Linked DNA regions of Homo sapiens: all the other regions are linked to region 4. The links are chromatin contacts, found by Hi-C in ENCODE. All regions are on one chromosome and are shown on one strand. Each heading gives the region's core, a stretch centred on a gene start or an enhancer-like site at or near the end of the contact. The rest is flanking DNA. Distances are from core to core; before and after follow the strand shown. Region 1 holds the start of CLASP2 (cytoplasmic linker associated protein 2). Region 2 holds the start of RAB5A (RAB5A, member RAS oncogene family). Region 3 holds the start of PDCD6IP (programmed cell death 6 interacting protein). Region 4 holds the start of TOP2B (DNA topoisomerase II beta).

Evidence for each region. Hi-C counts contacts between places; a loop is a spot of excess contacts on that map. Pooled maps may share reads with other maps.
Region 1: a loop to region 4 is called in a pooled map, with 5 times the contacts of the local background. The contact joins the promoter of CLASP2 here to the promoter of TOP2B in region 4. A Hi-C loop is called at or near these places in 2 of 50 pooled maps.
Region 2: a pooled map shows a loop between it and region 4 (17-fold over the local background). The contact joins the promoter of RAB5A here to the promoter of TOP2B in region 4. A Hi-C loop is called at or near these places in 10 of 50 pooled maps.
Region 3: a pooled map shows a loop between it and region 4 (5-fold over the local background). The contact joins the promoter of PDCD6IP here to the promoter of TOP2B in region 4. A Hi-C loop is called at or near these places in 2 of 50 pooled maps.

What each region holds. Positions count from the first base shown.
Region 1 is chr3:33,714,660-33,720,561 of GRCh38, forward strand. It overlaps CLASP2 (cytoplasmic linker associated protein 2), which reads right to left and starts at 3,595. Exons shown (of 39, transcript NM_001365631.1): 1 at 3,149-3,595. The coding sequence starts at 3,343. RefSeq lists a silencer at 3,327-3,666 and an enhancer at 3,867-3,956.
Region 2 is chr3:19,944,001-19,949,679 of GRCh38, forward strand. It overlaps RAB5A (RAB5A, member RAS oncogene family), which reads left to right and starts at 3,097. Exons shown (of 6, transcript NM_004162.5): 1 at 3,097-3,521. It also overlaps a transcript of EFHB not described here. RefSeq lists enhancers at 1,978-2,579, 2,990-3,159, 3,085-3,254, 3,116-3,165, 3,686-3,735 and 1 more.
Region 3 is chr3:33,797,292-33,803,312 of GRCh38, forward strand. PDCD6IP (programmed cell death 6 interacting protein) reads left to right here and starts at 1,339. Exons shown (of 18, transcript NM_013374.6): 1 at 1,339-1,646. The coding sequence starts at 1,438. It overlaps PDCD6IP-DT (PDCD6IP divergent transcript), which reads right to left and starts at 1,228. Exons shown (of 2, transcript NR_183731.1): 1 at 1,104-1,228; 2 at 1-731. RefSeq lists enhancers at 1,206-1,555, 1,502-2,035.
Region 4 is chr3:25,663,657-25,669,834 of GRCh38, forward strand. TOP2B (DNA topoisomerase II beta) reads right to left here and starts at 1,251. Exons shown (of 36, transcript NM_001330700.2): 1 at 573-1,251. The coding sequence starts at 641. It overlaps MIR4442 (microRNA 4442), which reads right to left and starts at 1,283; the gene lies at 1,217-1,283. RefSeq lists enhancers at 1-30, 988-1,551 and silencers at 318-506, 461-820.

The DNA.
Region 1 (5,902 bases), core at 2,345-4,844, 8.1 Mb after region 4:
ATTATCTCTCTGCTGCTTCTGTTATTCCTTTATAGTCGACTCTCCACAAAGCAGCCACCCTTTACACACATAAAACCCCCCACTGTATTTATTTTTTTTTAGACAGGAATTTGTTATGTTGCCCAGGCTGGTCTCAAACTCCTGGCCTCAAGTGAGCCTTCTGTCTCAGCCTCCCAAGTAGCTGGGACTACAGGCATAAGCCACCACGCCCAGTTACCTCCACCATATTTAGAATAAAATCCTATGATGTTATACCTCCACCATATTTAGAATAAAATCCTATGATGTTATACCTGCCCAGTTACTGCCACCACATTTAGAATAAAATCCTATGACTTTACAGCTGCTTCCTCAACTTCGTCTTTCTTAACACCTCACTCATTTAAACTCTAGCCAGGCTGGCTTTATGTTCCTCAACAAAACTAGGGTCTCTGAATTTGCTGTTTCCTCTGCTTCAATCATTCTTGACTCTTATGTTTCTTCAGTGTCTGCACTCACATGTCACCTTTCTTGACCACCCAAAGTAGAGTCTCATAATCATTTCATACCATGTTGATTTACAAGCACATGCTATCTGAAATGATCTAATTTCTATACCTGTCTACCTCTTTCTAATGCAATGGCAGGGATCTCACTTTCCCATCTTCTGTTAAGTCACCTTCTCAATGAGGTCTTTAACGACCAACTATTTAAAATTCCAACATATGCATCTTGCCTAGTATTCCCTATTCCCTTCATTGTTTTTTTCTCCAAACCACTTATCACCATCTAACACACTATACATTTTATTTATCTTTCCTGCTTATTCCTCTCCTCCTACTAGAATCTAAGTCCACAAAGACAAGGATTTGTCTTTTTTTCACATTGTATCTGCAATGCCTAGAAGAGTAAGTTCCTGATAATAATAGGTCATCGATAAATATCCTAATGCAGCTGAATGAATGGGCCTTGTCTTGTTCAAAGCTGGATGGATCCTTAGCATCTTGAATACCCAGCATACAGGAGGCACTCAAATTTACTAACACAATGACTGTTAAGACACTCAGATTCTGAAGTACTACCAATTCAAAGAAAAACTGTATTTTGTTCAGTATAAACTGAAATTGAAGTATGATTCTATTTGTATGTTCAAAAGCTCCTATGACACACTTTTTAAAACAGTTAAGTATGTTTTATTGTATCTTAAGTAAAAAAAAAAAAAAAAAAAAAAAAAAAAGATTACCCAGTTGGGTAACTTAGCTTATAAAACTTAAAGCAACAGATTAATTAGAATGCCCTTTCCCTAGCAATGTCAGAAAAGTTTCTATGCTATAGAATTCAACAGAAAGGGAAGAACTAGTGATTTAGGAAAGAGAGCAGAATTGATGGATCAATGTCCTTGAGTAAGCAAGAAGGCATGGAATCTAATACTTTCGTGGAGGGAATTGCATAAATGAGGAAAACAGGCAATTTATCTATTCTAACAAGGAAAAAGGAAGATTATATGGTCACAGCTACAAGGAAGTGTATAGACAGGTGGTGGGAGACTATGGCAGTTCTCTTCTGACTGCTGAAATTGTCTTGGGCTACATTATCTAGTGAGGAGCATGGAGAAAATACGTAGTGAAAACAGAAAAGAACCCGGATGAGACCCCTGATGGATTCTAACTCTTAAAGAACAGTTAAAAACACAGCACCGAGTAGAAGTAGGGCTTAGAGGCATAACAGAAAACTAGCATACTGTGGTATCACAGAATATCAGCGTGATTGCTCAACTGTCATTCACTGAGGTACATCTGAGGAGTGAAATGGCCCAAAGCCAATTCACAACAGCCCGTGTAGAAGATGGCACACCAATCTTAACTTCGGAAGGGGTGCAAACATTACCAAAGCGCTGTCTTTCTACAACAGTCTATGCTGTAGCATAAAATCAACTATCTTGAGTGTGAATATGTATATGCCTTTCTTACAGAGTAAATTTAGCTTGTTTCTTCCAAAGAAATAATCTCCCAAATGGTAATGATATATTATTAAATTACCTTTTCCCCAAACGTTTTAAAAATAATAATCAAGAGATGGTATGTAATGAAGCATCGACGTGGGTAACTCTCAAACTTTATTGTCCTTGTAAAAAGTCTAACCTTTCCAAAACTCATCTGGGCTTTACCATTAAATCTGCGTCATAATTCTAGAGTTTGTCTTTCTTCTCTTTTTGAATAAAAGGTTTCAAAGTACAGCCTATTCGCTGGATCATGAGAATATGTTACTAAGAAGAATCACTTCATCCATGGGAAGCTGCAGTCAGCATTTTAAAGCAACACTGCCACCAGAAGACAAGAAAGAAAAGTAACTACTAACGACTACGGGGCAAGTTAAATACAAAATATTTACCTGGCCTCCCAACGCGGCTACATTACACCCTGCCTACCACCAACTCTTCAGAAAGGCTCATTCTTTCTCGCACCTCATCTTTGTAACTTTTTCCCCCCCAGCATTAGCCTATCTACTAAGACACATCAACCTAAAATCGTATCCTAATGTCCTATCTGTTGGTCTGGGTAGTGTTTACACAGGTGAACACAAATGTCGAAGTCTTTCACTGATTTTTTTTTCAAAATAAGTGATCAACATTGTGTCCTAGTAACTCCGCAACGTGTCACGGAATCGCTGAATTTGTCATTGTCCACAAGTGTAGAAAAATGTGGTCACAAGTCAGTCCTCGGCTCGCGTACGAAGAGGCGGTCTGCCCAGTGGGGACGCGGGACCCCCCTGTTTCCCCTATTTTTATTTATTTTTTACTTTTTTTGAGACAGAGTCTCACTCTGTCGCCCAGGCTGGAGTGCAGTGGCTCGATCTCGGCTCACTGCAACCTCTGCCTGCTAGATTCAAGCGATTCTCCTGCCTCAGCCTCCTGGGTAGCTGGGATTACAGGCGCCCGCCACCACGCCCGGCTAATTTTTGTATTTTTAGTAGAGACGGGGTTGCACCATGTTGGTCAGGCTGGTCTCGAACTCCTGACCTCGTGATCCGCCCGCCTGTGCTTCCCAAAGTGTGTTTCCCCTCTTAAGCAGTGGTTCGGACGGGAGCTTTCCCGGCCCGGCGCTCGCGTCCGGGATTAAAGGGCTGCCGCGGAGGGCGTGACCAGCCCAGCCTCGCCGCCGTCGCTTACCCGGTAGTTGCTCGAACCCACCCAGCCGGTGAGCGCGTCGACTGTCTTGCCTAGGCGGCCCAGGTCCTCCTCCAGGTCCGAGATGGCGCCGGGGGCGCCAAGGTAGAGCAGGAGCTCCTGGCCGACCTGCAGCCGGCCGCCGACGTCCTTCTGCTGCACCTGGGCGCAGAAGTACTCCATGCTGCGGGGCTCCATGGCTGCGGCCGCCCGCCCGCCTGCCAGTCTGTGAGCGGCCAACTTTCGCCGAGAGCCGCCCAGCCTCCAGTGCGGGTCCCCGCGGGAGCGGGCGGGACTCACTTAGCCCGCCAGGGGCGCGGCTTGCGGGGCGCAGCGGGCGGCGGGAGGAACGCCAAGCGCCCAGCCGCCCCCAAACTAGTCAAACTCGGCGCCCCCCGATCCCCAGCCCGCTTCAGAGGCCGCGGCCGCGGGCGACGTCAGCACGCGCGTGACGTCAGCACGACGCCGGCGAGGGCCCTCCAGTCCGGCTAGCGTTTTGCTGCGGAGGTGGTGGAGGTGGCTGCGGAAACCGCTGGGAGCGATAGGACCTCTAGGGAGACTTGGGGTCCGAGTTGGGCCGAGCCCCCTGGGAGGCGGGCCGTTCTTTGCTAGCCGCTGTCAGGGCACCCTGCCCTCGCCCTGTGAAATGTGGAACGTTTCCAAGTTTGCCTCCACTTGTATTCAACACTTAGGAAAGTACTTGGCATCCCCCTTTCCCGCCCCCACTGCCGGTTTAAAAAAAAAAAAAAAAAAGAATACACTCCTGACTTCTGCTTCCAGCCACCACCACAGTCACTGTGTAATACTTAAAAAAACAAAACAAAACAAAACTTAGGTTTGCCTAAAGTAAAACGCACAGATTTTCAGCGTACACTTCATGAGTTTCGGCAAATGTATTCACCCGTGGAACCGCCACCCCAGTGAGGGTACAGCACGTTTCCAACACCCCAGGAAGTCCCAGGACACTTCCCAATTATCTGCTCTTCCCTAGGCAATTCTAATTTGATTTCTAGCATGGTAACATAGTTTTCCCTGTTCCTGAACTTCATACAGTCTGTGCTTCTTTGGAGTCTGGTTTCTTTTAGCATAACGTTTGGGGTCCATCCAGCGCTGTTGGTGTCTCAGAAGTCCATTCCTTTTTATTGCTTTCCATTCTGTGGAATCACTACCATTTGTCGATCCATTCACTTGTTGGTAGATATTTGGGTTGTTTCCTATTTTTTATAATTATGAATAAAGCTGCTACAACGGTTAGTGCACAAGTTTTTGTGTGGATATATTTTCTTCTCTCATGGGTAAATAAATACCAAGGACTGGCATTACTAGGTCTTGTAAGTTGTATGTTTAACTTTAGAAGAACCTGCCAAATTGTTTACCAAAGTGACTGGATCATATTAAATCCCCACCAGCAATGCTTGAGAGTTCCAGTTGCTCCACAATATTTGATATGGTCAGGGTTATTAGTTTTAGCCATTCTGGTGGGGGTAAAGTTGTCTAATACATTCCAAAAGCACACTGTGTTTATCTTCTTGACAATTATTCCCAATCACAACAAAATGATTATTTATGTAATATCTTTCTCTTCTAATACACAGAAAGCTCCAGGAACCTTTGTGTTTTCCTAGGGTGGTGCCTAGCAAATAATGGGTGGCCAATTTAAGTTAAATGAGTGAATGAATTCAACAAAAATTGATATTTGAAATATTCACAATAACTAAGAATAAACAAACTCAAAATTCAAAGAAATTGACTGTTTTCTGTGTTCTTTTTTCAGTATTTCTGTGTTTCACATTGTATTGAGTTTGTAAAGTTTCTTCCATCTTTAATTGGTTGTAATTTCCCTCAGACTATGCCTCAATCAAGTAAACTATGTGTGATGGTTAATTTTATGTGTCAACTTGACTGGGGCAAGAGATGCCCAAATAGCTGGCAAAACATTATTTCTGAGTGTGTCTGTGAGAGAGTTTATGGAAGAGATTATCATTTGAATTGGTGAGCTGAGTAAAGCAGATGGCCCTTCCCAATGTCAGTGGACATCATCCAATTCGTTGAGGCCTGAACAGAACACAAGTGTGGAGAAAGGCCAAATTCACTCTCTCTGCTCGATCGGAAACATCCATCTTTTCCTGCTCTCAAAGATGGGTGCTCCTGGTTCTCAAACTTTAGTATTCAGACAGAAACTTATATCATCAGTCCTCCAATTCTCAGGCCTCCAGACTAGGACTGTATTACACCACCAGGTTTCCTGGTTCTCCAGCTTGCAAACAGCAGACATGAGACTTCTTGCCTCCCTTAACCGTGTGAGCCAATTCCTATAATAATTATCCTCTCATTAGGCCAAGTGCAGTGGTTCACACTTGTAATCCCGGCACTTTGGGAGACTGAGGTGGAAGGATCGCTTAAGCCCAGGAGTTCAAGACCAGCCTGGGCAACAAAGTGAGACCTTGTCTCTCCAAAAATAAAATCAATAAATTAGCCAAGCATGGTGGTGCACACCTGTGGTCCCAGCTACATGGGAGGCTGAGGCAAGAGGATCACTTGAGCCCAGGAGGTCGAGGCTGCAGTGAGCTGTGTTTGTGCCACTTCACTCCAGCCTGGGTGACAGAGCAAGACCCTGTCTCAAAAAAAAAATTAAAAAATTAAAAAAAATGATTCTCCACATATCTATCTACCGGTTCTGTTTCTCTGGAGAACCCTGACTAATACATTATGGTAACTATTCCTTGGGTTTGAGTGTCCAAAGGTTCTGTTCTTAAA
Region 2 (5,679 bases), core at 1,847-4,346, 5.7 Mb before region 4:
GATGACATTTGAGCTGAAGCCTGAATGATGCCCTCCAAAGACACAAGCTTTTGAAACATGACTAGCTTAAGTTTTCACAGCCTTTTATTCACTGACTTGCTACTACGCCAATGTTAGAGTTACCGTTGGTTTGTCTCCAGGAAAAATTTTGAATTGTCTCCAGACAGTTCCAGTTAAAAGTAAATGTAACCATTCATTATCATCTATGCAAAGATTCATTCTTTAGCTACACAAGGGAGGACAGATTTCCTGGAAGAGAAGGAAAAGGTTATGGGATCCTGTGAATGGTAGAGAGACACCTGCCACTGGGAATTTGTTATTGAGTATTTAGAGATTTGAGGGCAGTATAAGCATCAAAGACAGTGTTTAAGTCTTCATGATTATTTATCCATTTTGTACCTTCCTTAACAAGTTCTATCAACTGGTAGGACTCCACATTTGACACTAAAATATATACAATTATCAGTCCTCCTCAGTTATCTGGGGCTATGAAAAAGAAAACATAGGCATATTGCAAGTGGCAATAAAACAACAGAGCTTTACTGTGTCATTTCAATTTCTCTAAAACTACTACCGGATCTTTAGAAATGCCAGCCACCAGGGCAGCACTCTTCCAGGCAAACATTATGACTAAACTGTAAAATATTGTGAAAAGTATTCATGAAGGAGGTGAAGACAAAATCACTAAACAGGAACGAGTGAAGAAGCAACATACTGGAACGATGAAATAGGGAGTTTTTTGCAATTTATAAATTTCAGCATCAAATGTTTTTCATTGTGAGGTCTTCTTAATGTTCGTGATTCTAAATGTAATTAAGTTCACCAATACTTTGGGGGTCCCTATTATAGCAGTCAAGGGTCTTCTGTGAAGAACTGAAATGATGAATAACTGATGGTCACAGCCCTTAAAAACCTTATAATTCAATGAAAGGCTAAGGAGAAAAGTCCAGGTGCTCATTAGCTATTAAAATAAGGCAGATTTTAAGACAGCCATTATACAGAGTAAGGCAAAGTATTGTGAAATTACAGAAAAAATAATAATTGAATCCAGTAGAAGTATCTGCAGATGCGGTCCAAAGGAACTGGTGTCCTGGCTAAGACGGAGCCAGCAGTTATGGGCAATGATAGTGTTCCATGTGGAGAAAATAAAGTGATCAGATACCAAGATGGCAACACACAGGCAATATTCAGGGAACACAGACCAGATACGTGTGATCAGGGAACAAATAAAGAGTATGGGGAGAGGAATTCTATAGAAATAGAATGAAAGAAACTTGGGTTGGGACTAGAGTTAAAGAACTTTAGACTGTCAAGTAATGACATAGCATTGAACATTTTTTAGTAGAGTGGCTAAAATGTAAAGAATGGACAGAAAGAACAGCAGTATGCATTAATTTCAGTTTATATAAACACTACCATGGACCAGGTGTTGGGATTAGACTTCAAATTTGGGGATTAGATAATTTGTTGATAGAATGGACAATGGTTTGTGAGGAGAAGAAAGAGGTGAAGCTGATTCTGCAGTTCCAAGTCTGGGTGACTGGGAGGATGTTAATGCCAGTCTCTAAGCAGAAGCAGGTTTGGAGTGGAATAGGTTTCGTTTTGGGCATACTGTTGACATGACAAAACTGATGTCACATATCCTATTTCCTGACTCCTCCTGGGATTGTCCCAGAGCTATTACCATGATTAATAGTTCATATTGAACAACTCCTTGAGAATAAAATGCCACAGGTATCATTTACGTATGACACATTACGTTCTTCTGGCAACTAGGTAGTTGATCTGAAAGACGGGCTGTTCAAAGTTCAAATCATCTTAATTGCACAATGCCGCCGACTGTACGCCCATAAGATACCTTAACCCGGTACACTTCAAAGACAATATTCTCGCCCTTACAACAGAGCTATACATTGTAAACTGCAAACTGAAAAGTAGCCTTTATTCTGAAGGAAAATCAATTTAATATTCTTCCACTAAATTATCAAAACAATTTTTTTGGCGGAGGCTGGGGAGGGGGTGGTGGCTGAAGCCTCGCCAGAGACTGAATGTGGTGTGGGATTCAACTAAAGCAGCACATCTTCAGTAGGTCCCCCGTGGAGGGTAACGAACATCTTGGGTTGTCTTTCACCAGAATTGTGTTCAACAACTCACGTTCTGGAGCCAACCCGCCGCAGATCAGAATCCAGCTTCTGCACCACACAGCCGTGATCTCGGACAAGTTACTCAATCTCTTGTGTCTCAAATTCTTTACCTATAAAACATCTACAACTAGAACTGAAGACTTGGCTGCCAGGCACTGGGCTAGACATAGATTTACAGCGGTGAGGACCACCAAGGGGAGCTAAAATTCGAATGTAGGGAACAGACGATTAACAAGTTAGTTTCAGAATGAAAGACTCGAGTGTAAGAATTCAATGGGATAATTCCTGTAAAGCGTTTAGTACAGTAAAGAGCGAAGGGAAATTCTGAATAAAAGGCAGACACTATTTTAGGATTTGGCCTTCCCCGCCCCCTACCAAAACCACGTAAACTCTTAACAGAAGCGACTTCTTATTGTCAGGCGCCTAAAGGCGGCTTTTGGGATAGGGAGGGTCCTTTCTTCCTCCTTGGGGTAAATGCGATTTAGCAGCCTTTACCGACCTACCCAACCCCAGGGCCATTTTGTGGGAGGAGGTTCTCTCGTGCTAGACAAGTTCCCTCTAATAAAGCCCCTTAGCCGAGATGCCAGGATTGGGGTTAGGGAACCTCGCCGCTCCCACAAGGGCTGGGCACAAAAAACAAACAAAAAAACACAAGTTATTTTGATCTTCCCCCAAAGAATAGTAAAGGAATTTCCCCCGACCCCGGCCGCCAGGAGCCCAGAGACCCCCCAGCCTAAATAACAATGGCGCTGGAGAGGGCGTGGCCGCGCGTACCTGGGGTGGGGGAAGGGGAGAAAGGCGGCCAGTTCGGATCTGAGCCACTCGCAGGGTCACGTGACATCCTGCCTCGCCCCGCCCCGCGAACAAACCTAGGCGGGGAGGGATTCGGGAAGGGGCGAGGAAGCGGAAGGAGCAGGCGGACTGGCGATGATGGGAAGTGACGAAGTGGCGCAGTTCGCTGCGTGCAGCGACGTGGCGGCGGGGCCGGCACCGGGCAGCGGAAGTGGCTCCGGCGGTGGGACTTGAGTGTTTGTGTTTTGGTTCGTGAAGGAGCCGGCGGCTGGCCTTAGGGGAGGAGGCAGAGGGAGGAGGAGGAGGAAGAATTAGTCGGAACTCCAGCGCCGGCGGCGGCGGCGGCGGCGGAGGAGGAGAAAGGAAAGAGGAAGGGGGAGCGGCGAGAGGCGGAGACGGAGCCCGACAGGGGCGGCACCACGGCACGAGCCCCGCACAGTCCAGTGTGAGGGGAGCGGCGCTAAGAGCAGGCGACGCCGCCGCCGCCACCACCACCGCCATAGATACACTCTCATCCTACGGGCCACGCCTGGGCCTTGCTGCCAGGAAGCTTCGGCCCCGCAGCTCGGCTTGCTGCGGTCTCAGGTAACCGAACCGCCCCTCCTCCTGCGCAGCGGGGGCCTGGACCCCAGGTTATCCGCGGTCCCCAGCCTGTCCGCGGCCCTGCCGGTACTGAGACCCCCCACCCCTTCTCCCTCACGCGCAGCAGTGCCCTGGACCAGAGAACTATCGAACCCGGCGTCTTGTTCTGCCAGCCCTGGTGACTCATCCTCCAGGGGCTCTGGAGACCGGGATTTGGGGACTGACTGAGGGAGCGACGGGTGTCACCCTTTCCCTTCTCAAGATGGCGCCGTGGAAAGTGTACTGGAGGCCGCGGTTCCGCCTGGTCTCCGTCCTGGCAGTCCTGGGGGTCTCGGTCAAAGCAAGGCAGGTTCGGGGGAGGAGGTTGGAAAGGCCAAGGGACCTGGCGAGTGCTGCTTATCCAGGCGATCTGTAGTTGGCTATTAGCTACTCAGGTGCTCTCCAAGCAGGAACCTGGGCCTACTGCAGGTGTCAATGTGGGGAGCTCCGCCTATCTTCAACTTCCAAAGATGAGTAGTGTCGGTGGGTGGGAGGCTCGTCAAAATAGGCTGTCTAGAGACTTGTTTTCTGTTTGGAAGGTAGTGAACTACAGCGTTAAATAAATTCAAGATAACAGGACCGCTGAACTCCTTCACTGGGTAGAGACCATGGAACTTGCTCTGGCGTTATCTTCCCTGGAAGCTGCTTACCTCTGAGACTTTCAAACTTGTTAAGTTCTGAACGTCATAGTTCACATACTTGGTTTTTGTCTTGCTTAAATGGAATCAAAGCGTTCAATCAGTTGCCTTTCACATAATAAGAAAAAAACACTTGTACACCTCTGGGAATACTCAAGACTGCTCATAAACTTTATTCCTAAAGTAAAATGGAAGTGATAACTCAGCATTTGTATAAACAAAGTAAATGGAACAGTGCCTGGCACAAAATAAGTGCCCAGTCAATTTTTTGATCAAAGAACCCTTAGAAGGATTTTAACTATAGAATGAATAACAGTTATTTTCAAAAGATTACAAATGTATATTATGCAAAATTCTTGTTTTGCAAAACAGAAGTTTCAGTAAGCAGTGAATACAAATGAATGCACGTAATTTTTAACCTTAGTGTTATGCTAAGTGTATATTTACCATTAACTTTAGTTATTTCCTGTTTGAGATCCTTAGGGGGAGTAGCCACAATTAAGTAGCTTTAAACCTTAAAAGTCAAAGTGAAATCAGAATCTTGTTTGATTTTTTTTTTTAATGGGAGTCTGATATTTTCCCTAAAATTTTGGAAGTGCCGTAGAAATTTGGAGCATATTGTCCTTGATAAGTAATTTCTTGTTTTCTTAAATAAAAAGACAAATGGAAAATGTTTTGATTGTGTGTAATATCTGAAGATGTATTGGTGCATTTTCAGTATATATGATGTTCTATTGATATTTTATCATTTTCTTATCAAAGGAGCACATTATTGGCAATTTCAATCCCTACTATGTATATTAGAGATTGTTTACATGTATTGTTTTATTTAATTGTCACATCAGCTATGCAAGTTAGATATTATGGGAATAGAAACTTGGAAATTAAAGAGTTTGCCCAGACGGAAATTGGTATAGCCAGGATTACACCCCTAAATCTGGTATGTTTGTGGAGGAGGGGGCATTTTTATTTATACCTTGTTATTTGGAAGCAACTCAGATATTACGTCAATAAATCTGTAAATATTTCAGTATGTAATGGTAAAAGATAAGGACTCTAAAAAGCTGGTGTTTAGTTAAGGCAAGGAGGTAGTTTCATTGCCTTAAGAACTAAGATCTCGTGGACATGTTAGGGAATTCATTATGAAGAGCGTATTATAAGCTCATTTTATGGGAAAGGCATATTTCTTTCTTTTGTTTTTAATATAGAGACAGGGTCTCACTGTGTTGCCCAGGCTGGTCTCAGAGTCCTCCTGCCTCACCCCCAAAGTGTTGGGATTTACCGGTATAAGCCACTCTGTCCAGTGTGAAAGACGTATTTCTTATATGAGGTAGCTAAATGAAATATAGCAGGGTTTTTAGAGAGGGAATCATCAGGTTTAATATATTAGCATGTATTCGGATTTTGATTAAAGATAGAAGGAAACTGTTAAGATTGGTTTGTGAGTGGATTGAAAAAGGTTCTTCAAATATTCACTAATTCCT
Region 3 (6,021 bases), core at 89-2,588, 8.1 Mb after region 4:
TTATCCAATACTCAGTCCATCTACATTCATATTTCTTTAATGGTCCTGAAAATGCATTTTATAGACAGTCTGTTCAAACCAGGATCCAATTCAAACTGTTATGTCCCTTAAATTTCTTTTCATAAAGCAGTTGCTTTTATCATGACAAATTGTTGAAGAGATGGGCCAGTTATCCTGCAGAATGTTTCACCTTCTGGATCTGTCTAGTTACTTCCTCTGGCATCATTTAGTTTGTTCATCTATCTGTTGTATTTTTTATAAACTGTGTTAGATGCAAAGGCTTGACAGATTCAAGTTAAATATTTTTGCCTGGAATATACCATGATGATACTGTATACTACATCCCATCAAAAGACAAACTATCCGATTGAGCTACAACGTGGCCTTTAAAAAATGTAAATTATAAGTGTATATAGCTTCCTCTGCATTTATTATACAATACTAAACAAATTCTTCAACTTGGACAACAAGTTTCTGAATGATTTGATGCCTGCTTACTCATCCAACTTTATTCCATCCCATTCTATTTGTTTTTAAAGGTCTTGTCACATGTTTCGTTTCTAGTCCTGAAACATGGTTAAGTGCTTGCCTCCTAGGGCCTCTGCCGCAGGCTTTTGGTTTGGAGGCTCTCCTTTGCCACTCCACCCCTCTCCACTCTTCTCCTCTTCTGATATCAAGCATCTTCTCAAATTACAGGTGTCGTTTTTAATTTATTTAAAATTTTGTTCTTTCTACAAAACAGCAACCAGAGACACAGGTTCATTTTCAGTTAACCTACTCGGAGAAAACCTACTTTATCTTATTTAAATTAGGGTCCTCCAAGCGATCTTAACATCTCCTAAGTCCCAAGCACCCTGTTTTTTTCCTGATACTTTTTCCGTTTACCTTAAGGTCTGTGTCAACCTGACAGTAAGCTGCACGATGGCAGGGGTCTTGCCTACTAGGTTCCCTGTGCACAGCAGCCCGTCAACAGTAGTTGAATAAACATCATAGGTCACAATAACCCTGGGACTGCCTCTTGGGGAGGTAGCCGCAAACTCTCGCAGGTGGCAGTGACACCAGTACTTCTCCGGGGGGTTGTTCGAGTGGAGGAATACTCTTACGTGAAAGTGCTCAGTACACCACTGCGGCAGGAAGGAGGAAGGGAAGAATTCCAGATGGGGAGAAAGTAATATTTTGCAGCACAGTACAGGGTAAACTGGGTCCAGGTGGGCGTAGCCGCCGCGACACCTTCACGTGACCGCGGACAGCTTAAGGACCCCGCATCCAGTGCGCCTGCGCTGGAGCTCCCGGAAGTTGCCGGACCCGGAACGCAGGCGGAGCGCAAGTCTGTCAGCCAGTCAGTCCGCCAGTCCGCCAGCCCAGTACCTCTCTCTCCTCGGCCCTCGTAAGCTGTCCGCGGTCTGTTTGGCCCGAACGGCGGCGGAGGCGCTGATCATGGCGACATTCATCTCGGTGCAGCTGAAAAAGACCTCAGAGGTGGACCTGGCCAAGCCGCTGGTGAAGTTCATCCAGCAGACTTACCCAAGCGGCGGGGAAGAGCAGGCCCAGTACTGCCGCGCGGCGGAGGAGCTCAGCAAGCTGCGCCGCGCCGCAGTCGGTCGTCCGCTGGACAAGCACGAGGGCGCGCTCGAGACGCTCCTGAGGTGGGCGCGGGGCTGGGAGTGGGTAGGTTGTCTGCCAGCCGTCGCTCGCCGCTCCTCTTCCCGTCTCCCCCCTTCCTTCAATCCTGTAACCTGGGCGGAGCCGCCCCGTCCCGGCCTGACCAGGCGCGTAGGTGTGGTCTGCATTCTTTGCTGGTGAGCAGGACCCGCCCTGCAGGCCCGCTGTGACTGCCCGCTTGTCCTGCCTGCACGTCTGCTCTAGCCCTTGGTCGGCGAGGGCTCCGTGGATCAGATACCTGGGAGCAGCAGTCTGCCCTGTACTGATCTCTTTTGCCACATTTACTTAGAACTAGTCTTCACTTTTTTGGGTCTCTAACTGAAGCTTCCCCTTTCGCCCCATTTTTCCATCACTGTCTTTCTTGGGCCACATTTTGATTTCATAATAGTAGTTGCTTGAAGGCAGTGGGGGAAGTGGGGGAATTGGGACACTGGACCAAATGTCTGATCAGCTCATCACATTGTCCACATGAAATGGACCGTCTTCCTCAGTTCAAAATAATCAAATGATAGATGGAGAATTCTGAAAGTTAGGAGCTACAACTATTTGAAATAAAACTCTAGTTACATAGTTGAACCGTTCAAGGTAGGTTGTTTAAAAGCAGTTTGTTCACAAACAGATATATACACAGTAGAGTAAATTTGTTATTTTAGCAAACGCTTATTTAGCTCATGCTGATTTAATGAGGGTTCCTTTCATGATACTTAATAGTTATAAGAACATTTTTTACGATTTTATAGTTAAACATTTCTTTTGCATACCTTGTTAATCTCGTTTTCTCCGTATAGTATATTCTACTTGTTTCACAGGAGAATCACAATTGTATTCCAATCCAAGTAGCAGAAACCCAGGCTAAACTAGCTTGAGCTAAGAAAAGACTTATTCTGCCGGGCGCGGTGGCTCACGCCTGTAATCCCAGCACTTTGGGAGGCCGAGGCGGGCGGATCACGAGGTCAGGAGATCGACACCATCCTGGCTAGCACGGTGAAACCCCATCTCTACTAAAAATACAACAAATTAGCCGGGCGTGGTGGCGGGTGCCTGTAGTCCCAGCTACTCGGGAGGCTGAGGCAGGAGAATGGTGTGAACCTGGGAGACGGAGCTTGCAGTGAGCCGAGATCGCGCCACTGCACTCCAGCCTGGGCGACAGAGTGAGACTCCATCTCAAAAAAAAAAAAAAAAAAAAAAAAAAGTAAGACTTATTCTGCTAACTGAAAAGTCTAGGGATATTCCTTCCTTAGCTTTAGGTATCACTGGAGATCGTCTTGCCTCCGTGATGCTTCCCTCGAAAGCTTTGTTCATGTATTGAGAGGGATGGCTGTAGTGTAATAACAATCGTCCGCAACACTCAGTATCTTACAGAAGGGAGTGCTTTTCTCCTTAGCTCTGGTGGAAGTCCATGGGAGGCTCCTGGGTTTGTTTGCACCCATTTATGATGGTGGGAAATGGGCTAAGTTAATTGCCCTTATCTGAGTCATCCAGCCGGTTTAATTTCTCCTTACCCCATGGATCAAAGCAAGATGAGTCCGGACTGGGGAAGGGTTGGTTCTCCGAAGGAAGGGGTACTGAATAGATTGCTCAGAGGAATTAAGACCCCTTGGTGTCAAATTTTAGAGCTACAACTGTTGGGCTGCAAGGATCATTAGTCTAATAGCATAAGCATTTTTTTTAAAGTTAACCTAGAAATACTTAGCCATTCTTTAGAATTAACATAATTAAACAATTTCAAGGTAATTTTTATGTAGGCATGAATAGCATTCAGTGAGGATTTTCCATTAGTAATATTAAGAAAACATAGTTGTGGTATAATGAGCCCTGTGATAAAAATCTTGTTGAATATATCAAATTTGGTTCCAGCCCTCAGATTTGGGGTCTTCAGAAGCACTTGGTGCATGGGTTTTAAGCTAACAGACATGGGAGGTTGGTGGATAATGGTTTGGATACGGTTCTCCTGTCAACTTTAAAACTTAATTCATTTGTTCCTTCCTTTATTCTTTTTACCAGACTTAAATGTGTGAACTGTTCCTAGGTAGTGGACCTGTTGTAGATATAGTCTCTTTGAAACTAACCATGTTTCTTTAGTCACCTCTGTATAATCCCCTCCTGCCACATTAATTCAACAAATATTAAGTATTTTCACTTTTTGGGCTTCTAGAGGGGTTAGGGTAAGCTTGGAGATATTACTAAAGTTTATAATGGAGGTAGGTACAAAAGTTTTGTAGGTATATACGCTGTAAAATTAGATGTGAATCAGTTGTGTGATGTTCATTCAAATCCGGCAGAATATCTTATTTTTAATAATTATGTTTGGATAATTGTGTAAACTTAACATTAATTTTTTAACTTAATGAACTTTTTAAACTAATGAACTTTGAAAAACAGAGTTTAAACTAATTCCTAAATAATTGAAGCCAGCTTGATAAGTCCTGATATGCAGCTCCATATATTGCTCCAGTGATAGACTTGTTTTCTTATTACTAACTTGTAGGTGTTCTATTAAAATTTCCTAAAATATACATTTATGCATATTATAATAATGAGAATGAGTACTTAAAAACTCATTTGTTCTGGGTGTGGTAGCATGCACTCATAATTCCAGCTGAGGCAGAAGGATCACTAGAGCCCACGAGTTGGAGACCAGCCTGAACTACATACTGAGACGCTGTCTCAAAACAAAACAAAACAACAACAACAAAAAACCCTTTTATATGATACTTCTTCCTTTATAAAGTGGCTTTTACTAAAAATTGATTAGACCTTGGTAAATGGTGACCTAGGGTGATCAAATGGGAACCCTGCTGGTTTTTTATTTTTATTTTGTATTTTATTTGAAGCTCCAGATATACCATTTACCAGCATTGTGTAATTTCTTTTGTGGTGATCAGTTTCTTTAGAGAGAAAGCTTCTAGTCTTCCATGAAAAAGTCTGCTTATCAGCTTTCTAAATTTTATCCTGGGGAATGGAGGTTGGGGATCTTAACAATCATGTATGCAGTCTATCAGGTACATCTATTTTTAGTATGACACCTGCATTAGGGTTAGGTTCATTTCTGTGTGGTAGATCCCAAATTATCTGAGTTAAGATTTTATTTTGTAAAAAGTTGGCAGGTAGGTAGTTCTGGTAGCCCAGGGCTGGTGTAGTGTTTCTGTGGAGTTAATTGGGGCTCAGATTCCTTTCAGCTTTCTGCTGTTTGAAACCTAGAATATTGTTCTCAGGTCCAGGTTGCAATCATATCCAAGTTCCAGGTAGTAGGATGGAGAAAGGCACGGGGCTCGCCCTTTAGGGTGTTTCCTGGCAACTGTTCCACAACACCCTGCCTATATGTTACCGGCCATTTTGTGTGTCCTTCTGATAGGATGCTAGGAAAAGGAATTTTCATTATGAGCAGCTGTATACTCAGCTAAAGGGACACAGTTTTGTTAATAAGGAATAGGATAGACTGATAATGATGTAGTCAATTAGCACTCCCTACCCCACTTAGCAGTGCTTGATCTCCACCTTAGTTATATTTGATATCTCTGACATTTTTTTCTTTTTTCTTTTTTTTTTTTTTGAGGTGGAGTTTTGCTCTTGTTACCCAGGCTGGAGTGCAGTGGCATGATCTCGGCTCACCACAACCTCCGCCTCTCGGGTTCAAACGATTCTCCTGCCTCAGCCTCCTGAGTAGCTGGGATTTACAGGCATGAACCACTCTGCCTGGCTAATTTTGTATTTTTGGTAGAGACGGGCTTTCTCCATGTTGGTCAGGCTGGTCTGGAACTCCTGACCTCGGGTGATCCACCCGCCTCGGCCTCCCAAAGTGCTGGGATTACAGGCGTGAGCCACTGTGCCCGGCCAATCTCTGACGTTTTTTTGAGAGTGAACCTACCTTCAGAGTAGAGGATCTGGGAGCCTGAAGTTTTCTTTGAAGGATTTTCAACCATACCTTCTCGTTCCAGCCTCACATTGAACTACCTTCAGAGGTACCTCATGTTTCTTAATTCAGATCCTTTTCTGGCTTCTCTGGCATGATTTGGCTTCTGCTTTGGCTCCCTTCCCTCTTAGCCAGTTAGATTTTGGCTTTCTCTTTTTCATTCACTTTTCACCTTTTAGTAAATTTTGTTGAAACCTCTTATATCCTGTGTGTCATTTCCCGTTCTTTTTGTCCATGTTCATGTACATCTTTTACATTTTTAAATTCTTGTTTTAGTGGGTTTTGGCGGGGAGCAAAGAAGGATGTTTATTCAGATTTATTTGTTTAACTGTAAGAGGAACTTGTTTGCATTTTCAGCTCTCCACAGTGCTTGTAACAATTTACATTCTCATCAGCAGGTATATGGGAGTACTTTATTCTTCCATATCCTTGCTAATACGTACTGA
Region 4 (6,178 bases), core at 1-2,500:
GTATTAACTGCTGTGAAAGTCATCCCCAATGCGCTCTCAATTGAGCGCATTGAATGAGGCTTTCCAAATTGAAGTGCAAGTTGCTGTAGAAATCCCAATGCATTCTTCTTTGAGATTAAAGCCCCAGAAAGAGCTGCATTTAGAATACACACACACACACACCCCTTTTCCCAGGGTTTTCTTGAACTACATTTGGAGAAAATGCTGCCCCACACAGACACACTTGCATTATCGCCATCCCCACCATTTCAGGTTCGGCTGCCCCGGAAGAGTCTGGTTAAAAAGAAAAGAGAGGAAGCGGGGGCTGTATGTTACGTTCGCGGTTTTGTCCCCCCAAAGTTTCAAGTACACATTACGCTCTGGCAGTCAGGACTTCCAGAGACGTACAGAGAAAGAAAGAAAGAAAAGGCGCGGGGAGCGGGCTGGAGGATTCTGCAAGCACAGGCCCCTATGGAGCGCCCGTTCGGGGGACGGGATTTCCCTCCCTTTCCCCTCCCCCGCCCGTTCGGAATTCCGCCCCCGCCGCGGGCCCGGAACAATGCAGCCGCCCGTCCCGGGGACCAGCCACTTACCACCCAGGTCAGTGCCCCGTTGCCGCCGCCCACGCCGGCTCCCGCGCCGCAGCCACCCGACTTGGCCATGGCGAGTGCCTCCAGCTCACAGGCCCTGAGGCCGCAGCCGCCGCTCCCGCCTCCCTGCGGGCCGCTGGGCCCCGCCGCTCCGCACCCACCGCTCCACTCGCCGCACTCCTAGCCGCGCCGACCCCCGCGCCCCATCGCGAAGATCCGGAGCGGACGTCCAGCCGAGCCCGCTGAGGAGGCCGCGCCGCCGGCTGCCCTCAAACTCGAGGCGCGGCGTCCGCGTCGCCCGGGCCTAGCGCGGCGGCTGAGGAGAAAGCAGGGAGCGACCGGCGGCGGCCGAGCGGCGGCGTTGCCTTCTCGCCCGCCCGCGGGCGCCGCTGCAGGCCGGGCTGAAGCCCGGGCGTGCGAGCCGCGAGGGCGGCCGGGGAGCCCGAGGCGCTCGGACGTGGCGAGGACGCAGAGGTGCCTTGTCCTTCTCACACTCCGCGAAGGCCAGCCACTCGAGTCGCCAGAGTAGTCGTCCCGGTCGCCGCCGCTGCTTCAAAGGCAGCCTTAGCCTCGCTGCAGCCCCGATTTCCTCACACACACACACCGAGAGGGACAATAAACAGAGCCGCCGCCGCCGCCGCCACGGTCACCTCCCTCTTGTCCGGCATAACACCGCACACACACATTTGCACACCGGGGAGAGAGGGAGGGCGCGGCGGCCGCCCCCGCTGTCAGTCAGCGCCATGCTGTCCAATCCGGGCCTTGTCGCCACAGCCTCTCGGCCAATCCCAAAATTCCAAGCCCCCTGGAGGGGCGGGACCCGAGGGGGGAAACGTCATTGCGGGTAGCAACCGAAAGGAAGACTTGGGGTTTTTGTTTGTGTGTGTGTCTGTGGGTTTTCCATTTGAAGGGAGAGCAGGGGCTGCTTCAAGGGTCAATTGAGGGCGGCAAAGGGAAAGGGTCGAATTGGCCTCGGGTCGATTGTAATCCTCCAAGCGTGCTGTTTACTCTGAGACCTAACCGGGAATCCGAAGCGTTTGCCTGGGGCCTCTAAGGATGAGGATGGGGGCGGGGTGGGGATGGGGGTGGCAGGAAGAAGCCGGGGGCCGTCCCAAAGGGAAATTATTTTAAAAGAGCGGTTGTAAACCGCAGGCAAGACGTTGTAGACCACTGGTGCAAGGAGGCCCCGTGACCCGGCCTCCCCAAGGGCCTAAGTGGACGCTGCTGTCGAAAAAAATCATCTCAGACCTTCTCCATCTCCTTCTTCCGTCTCCTCCCCTCACCCCAAAAGAGCATATGGTCAGTTTCAAGAAAACTACATATGAAAAGCTTAAATGATAAGGGACACACAGAGAATGTTCTAGGGAAAGAATGCAGGGTGGGTTGAGTGTTCTATTTCTACTCTTTGTTGACCTTTCTTCTCTGAACAATGCAGAGATGTCACTGTCACTTTTCTCATCTGTCCAGAACTGTGCCCCCTGCCTCTAAGAGGGCATGCTTAATTTTTAAAACTGTTTTCAGTGGAATTTTCAAATGCACAGTAAGGAATAATTTCATTCACATTAAAGCTTTCTAAGAATGAAAATTACCAATACAGCAACATCACAGTCTTTGGCAGATGGAAGATGGCTTTACTTCTTCCTGTTTTTCAGTGTAATTCCACTCAAGTATTTATTGGGCGCACACTCTGCCACGCTGTGCCAGGCTCTGCGATGGGTTCAAAGTAAAAACAAGGCCCCTGATTTCAAACCATTTATAACCTGGCTTGTGAGACAGACTAAAAGGGAGCCAACGATCACCAAAATGAGTACTTGAAGGCATGAAGTGCCACCAAAGAGTTGTGATGAAAGCTTTTTATAAAGATGAAAACAGTATTACTGTTTTTTGAAGAGGTGTTTTTGTGAACTTCCAACTGTGCATTTCCTCTCAAGGGAAAACAAAAATGTCTCAGGTCACATCTTTAAACTGCATTCTGAGTCTAGAGGTGGAGAACTCTGAAACATGGAAATAATTTAAACATAGTTTTTTTAATTAGCTCTCTGATGGCCATGTAACTTTGCCATACTAGGGACTTCAGAACAGTGAAGCCTTTCTTTACCTTGAACTTGGGGTGCAAACTTTTCTGAACCTGACCAAGTATCCATAGCCTTGTTATTTAACTTCCCTGAGCCTCAGTTTAGTGCTTGTTAAAATGATCTTGTGTTCTTACTGTGAGTTTGCATCTCCAAGTACACATGTATTTTGTTTGAAAAGGGGTAATTTTAAAGGCAATGAGTTTTTTTTATGAAGATGTACTAGGTAGAAGCTAAGCTATAAAATACATAGCTGTCTCCTTTTTTAAACTTAAGTTGTCAAAGCTCTTTATCTTCCGTTTTTGTTGTTGTTTTTAGAGACAGAGTCTTGCTCTGTCACCCAGGCTGGAGTACAGTGGCATGATCTCGGCTCACTGCACCCTCCACCTCCCAGGTTCAAGCAATTCTCCTGCCTCAGCCTCCCAGGTAGCTGGGATTACAGGCACCGGCCACCATGCCTGGCTAATTTTTTTTACTTTTACTAGAGACGGGGTTTTCACCATGTTGGCCACCCTGGTCTCGAACTCCTGACCTCAAGTGAGCCGCCCATCTTGGCCTCCCAAAATGCTGGGATTACAGGCATGAGCCACCGCACCCAGCCTAGGTTCAGATTTTGAAATGAATAAAACAATATATTCAAAACTCAAATAGATTAATAAAAATAATGTTCTTTTCACTTGCCTCATATGTGAGGCATTGAGTCCTTTTGTCTTCTCAGTATGAAAAAGCCTTTTAATAAGTGTTACTAGTTTTAAGAAAATACTGACTTACCCAGAAGAATTGCAAATAAGAATTGCTGAATATACATGAAAATCAACATTTTTAAAGCAGAGATTTGTGATGAGTGGAAGACGGAATCTAGATTAAAAGTATCTCAGCTTCTAAAGAATTGTCCTTTTTAACTGTGCAGCAGACTTAGCATATCTTTATGATAAAATTGATTGTACGCAACTTGAGCATAGCTTTCTCTTCTGGGGTAATGTGAAGTAATTTTCAATTAGGGGTGGATCACCTGAGGTCAGGAGTTCAAGACCAGCCTGACGAACATCATGAAACCCCTTCTCTACTAAAAATACAAAAATTAGCCAGGCGTGGTGACCTGTGCCTATAATTCCAGCTACTGGGGAGGCAGACATAGGAGAATCACTTGAACCTGGGAGGCAGAGGTTGCAGTGAGCCGAGATCGCACCACTGCACTCTAGCCTTAGCGACAGAGCGAGACTCCATCTCAAAAAAAAAAAAAAAAAAGCTTCTATATCAGGTTTGTCTAGTTTTAGATACTACTTTGTATGTATATATTACATATAATGACTTAATTTCTACCCCACAGCAAGCACTGACCAAAAGGAAAAACTAGAAATTAGTCATTTCTATAAACTGTATAAAGGTCTTTATTTAATCAAGATTTCTGAGTAGCTTCCATAGGAGCTTATCCTAACTACTTCAGAATTTCTATTTTTAGATCTTATATTTCCTTATTGTAGCAATGAAAAAAAAATTAAATGCCTACTGTGTTAGGTACTCAGGACCTGGGAATTTAAAAAGGTGATGAAGACGCATTTTCTGCCTTAAGTTCACCCTTGAATTATAGTTTCAAGCTAATCATTTAATTGAAAAGCAATTTTATATTTATTCATTTGCTGTTTAATAAACAATTTACCTCGCTTTGGGAGACCAAGGCAGGCAGATCACCTGAGGTCAGGAGTTCAAGACTAGCCTTGCCAAGATGGCAAAACCGCATCTCTACTAAAAATACAAAAATTAGCTGGGCATGTGCCTGTAATCCCAGCTACTCGGGAGGCTGAGGCAGGAGAATCGCTTGAACCCGGAAGGCGGAGGTTGCAGTGCACCAAGACTGCACCACTGCACTCCAACCCGGGCAACAGAGCAAGACTCCATCTCAAAAATATATATATACATAAAAAATAAACAATTTACCTGATGAGCCACACCTATCATCACACTTTATACACAGTAGGTAATTTAATCAGTAAGTAAATTATCCAAGAAAATAGCAACTCAAAACCATACTTCTAGGTATCTGCCAAAGTTTCAATAGTTTCCATTTAAATGTTGTGTATCATTCCAACACTGAGATTCAGTTGGGAGGAGGAGGACAAATCTTTAACCTCGGGAGCATTTAAAGAAGCTAACATTTGAATTCAAAATTCAATGTCTATAATTTCACCTCTCCCTTCTCATTGCATTAATTTTGTGGATCCTTACGATATACAAGGTTGCTGGACTAAGAAAAATTTTTAATGTCTGGCCTATGGTAGACTCAGTAAGTGATTGCCTAGTTAATGACTATTGTATGTTTAAATGTAATTTAGTTTGTTATAGTTCTTTAGAAGTGAGCTCAAGGAAGAAAAGTTACTATCAATGTGACTTTTTGGTTTTCAGTATTTCTCTAGTAAATATTATAGTACATTATTAACTCTGCTTCTTCTAACTATTTAATTGCTACAGTTTATAAGTATATTTTTACTTTTAAAATGATATTTAAGCACCAAAAGTAACAAGTGTTTGCGGATGGCTGAAGATATCAATGATCATATTCCTGAGTATTATTACCACTAGGAAGACAGACAGCAGGTAAAGTTCTTCAATTTCTACCTGCAATAATTACAGGGTACAGTATTTGTTTTGATTTTTTGTTTTGCAGGAGTTTGTTTAGATTGGTTTTGGTCAAATAAGCTACACTGATCTTCTGGTGACATTCTAATTATACAGACAGAAGGGACACTTTCACTTATATGATATAGCTCAATAATATTCAGGGTTCTCAGTAATTCAGGGTTCTCAATAATAATTCAGGGTTTTCATACAACGTGGAGAATAAAATTAGCATGTGTCTTAAGAAAGTTGCTCTTGGCCTTTGTAAAAATGTCTAATAATTGGATGGACTTTCAAAGATGCATCTTGTTTTGAGAAAATTCTGCTTTGGGGGACATTAGATGTTATCATGCACCTGCCCTTCACCAACAAGATACACAATCTATCATGTGTATTACTAAGTTGTATTTGAAGTTTCTGGTTGCCCACAGTCATCTGATATTGTTACTTCATAGGTTTATAAGACTCACATCTTAAAAAATGAGACAGCAGTGGCTTTCCCAACTCGACTGTTTTCATTTCAGAAGAGTAGGGAATGGCCGGGCACAGTGGCACTTGTCTGTAATTCTAGCATTTTGGGAGGAACAAAACAAAAAAGGTACCTGCAAGTTATGTAAGGTGGTAATTAAAAATCAAAAATTCGAAAAGATACCATCTTTTAGTATGCCAATTAATAACAGAAAATAGCAAATTATTTCTGTTTCTTAAGAATTAAGAGGTCAGCCCAGATGTCATATATAACTAGTATCTTTATCTATCAGCTTTCCTCTTTGAGATGATTGTCAAAATGTGGAAAGATCCAGAAGGAGGCTGAGAAATGCAGACTCTTTAAGGAATATATTTCCATTTTAAATGTTGTTTGGGAAAAGTAAAAGAGTAAGACTAGCCTATTCAATAAAGGGTATACCACACAGTGCTAGC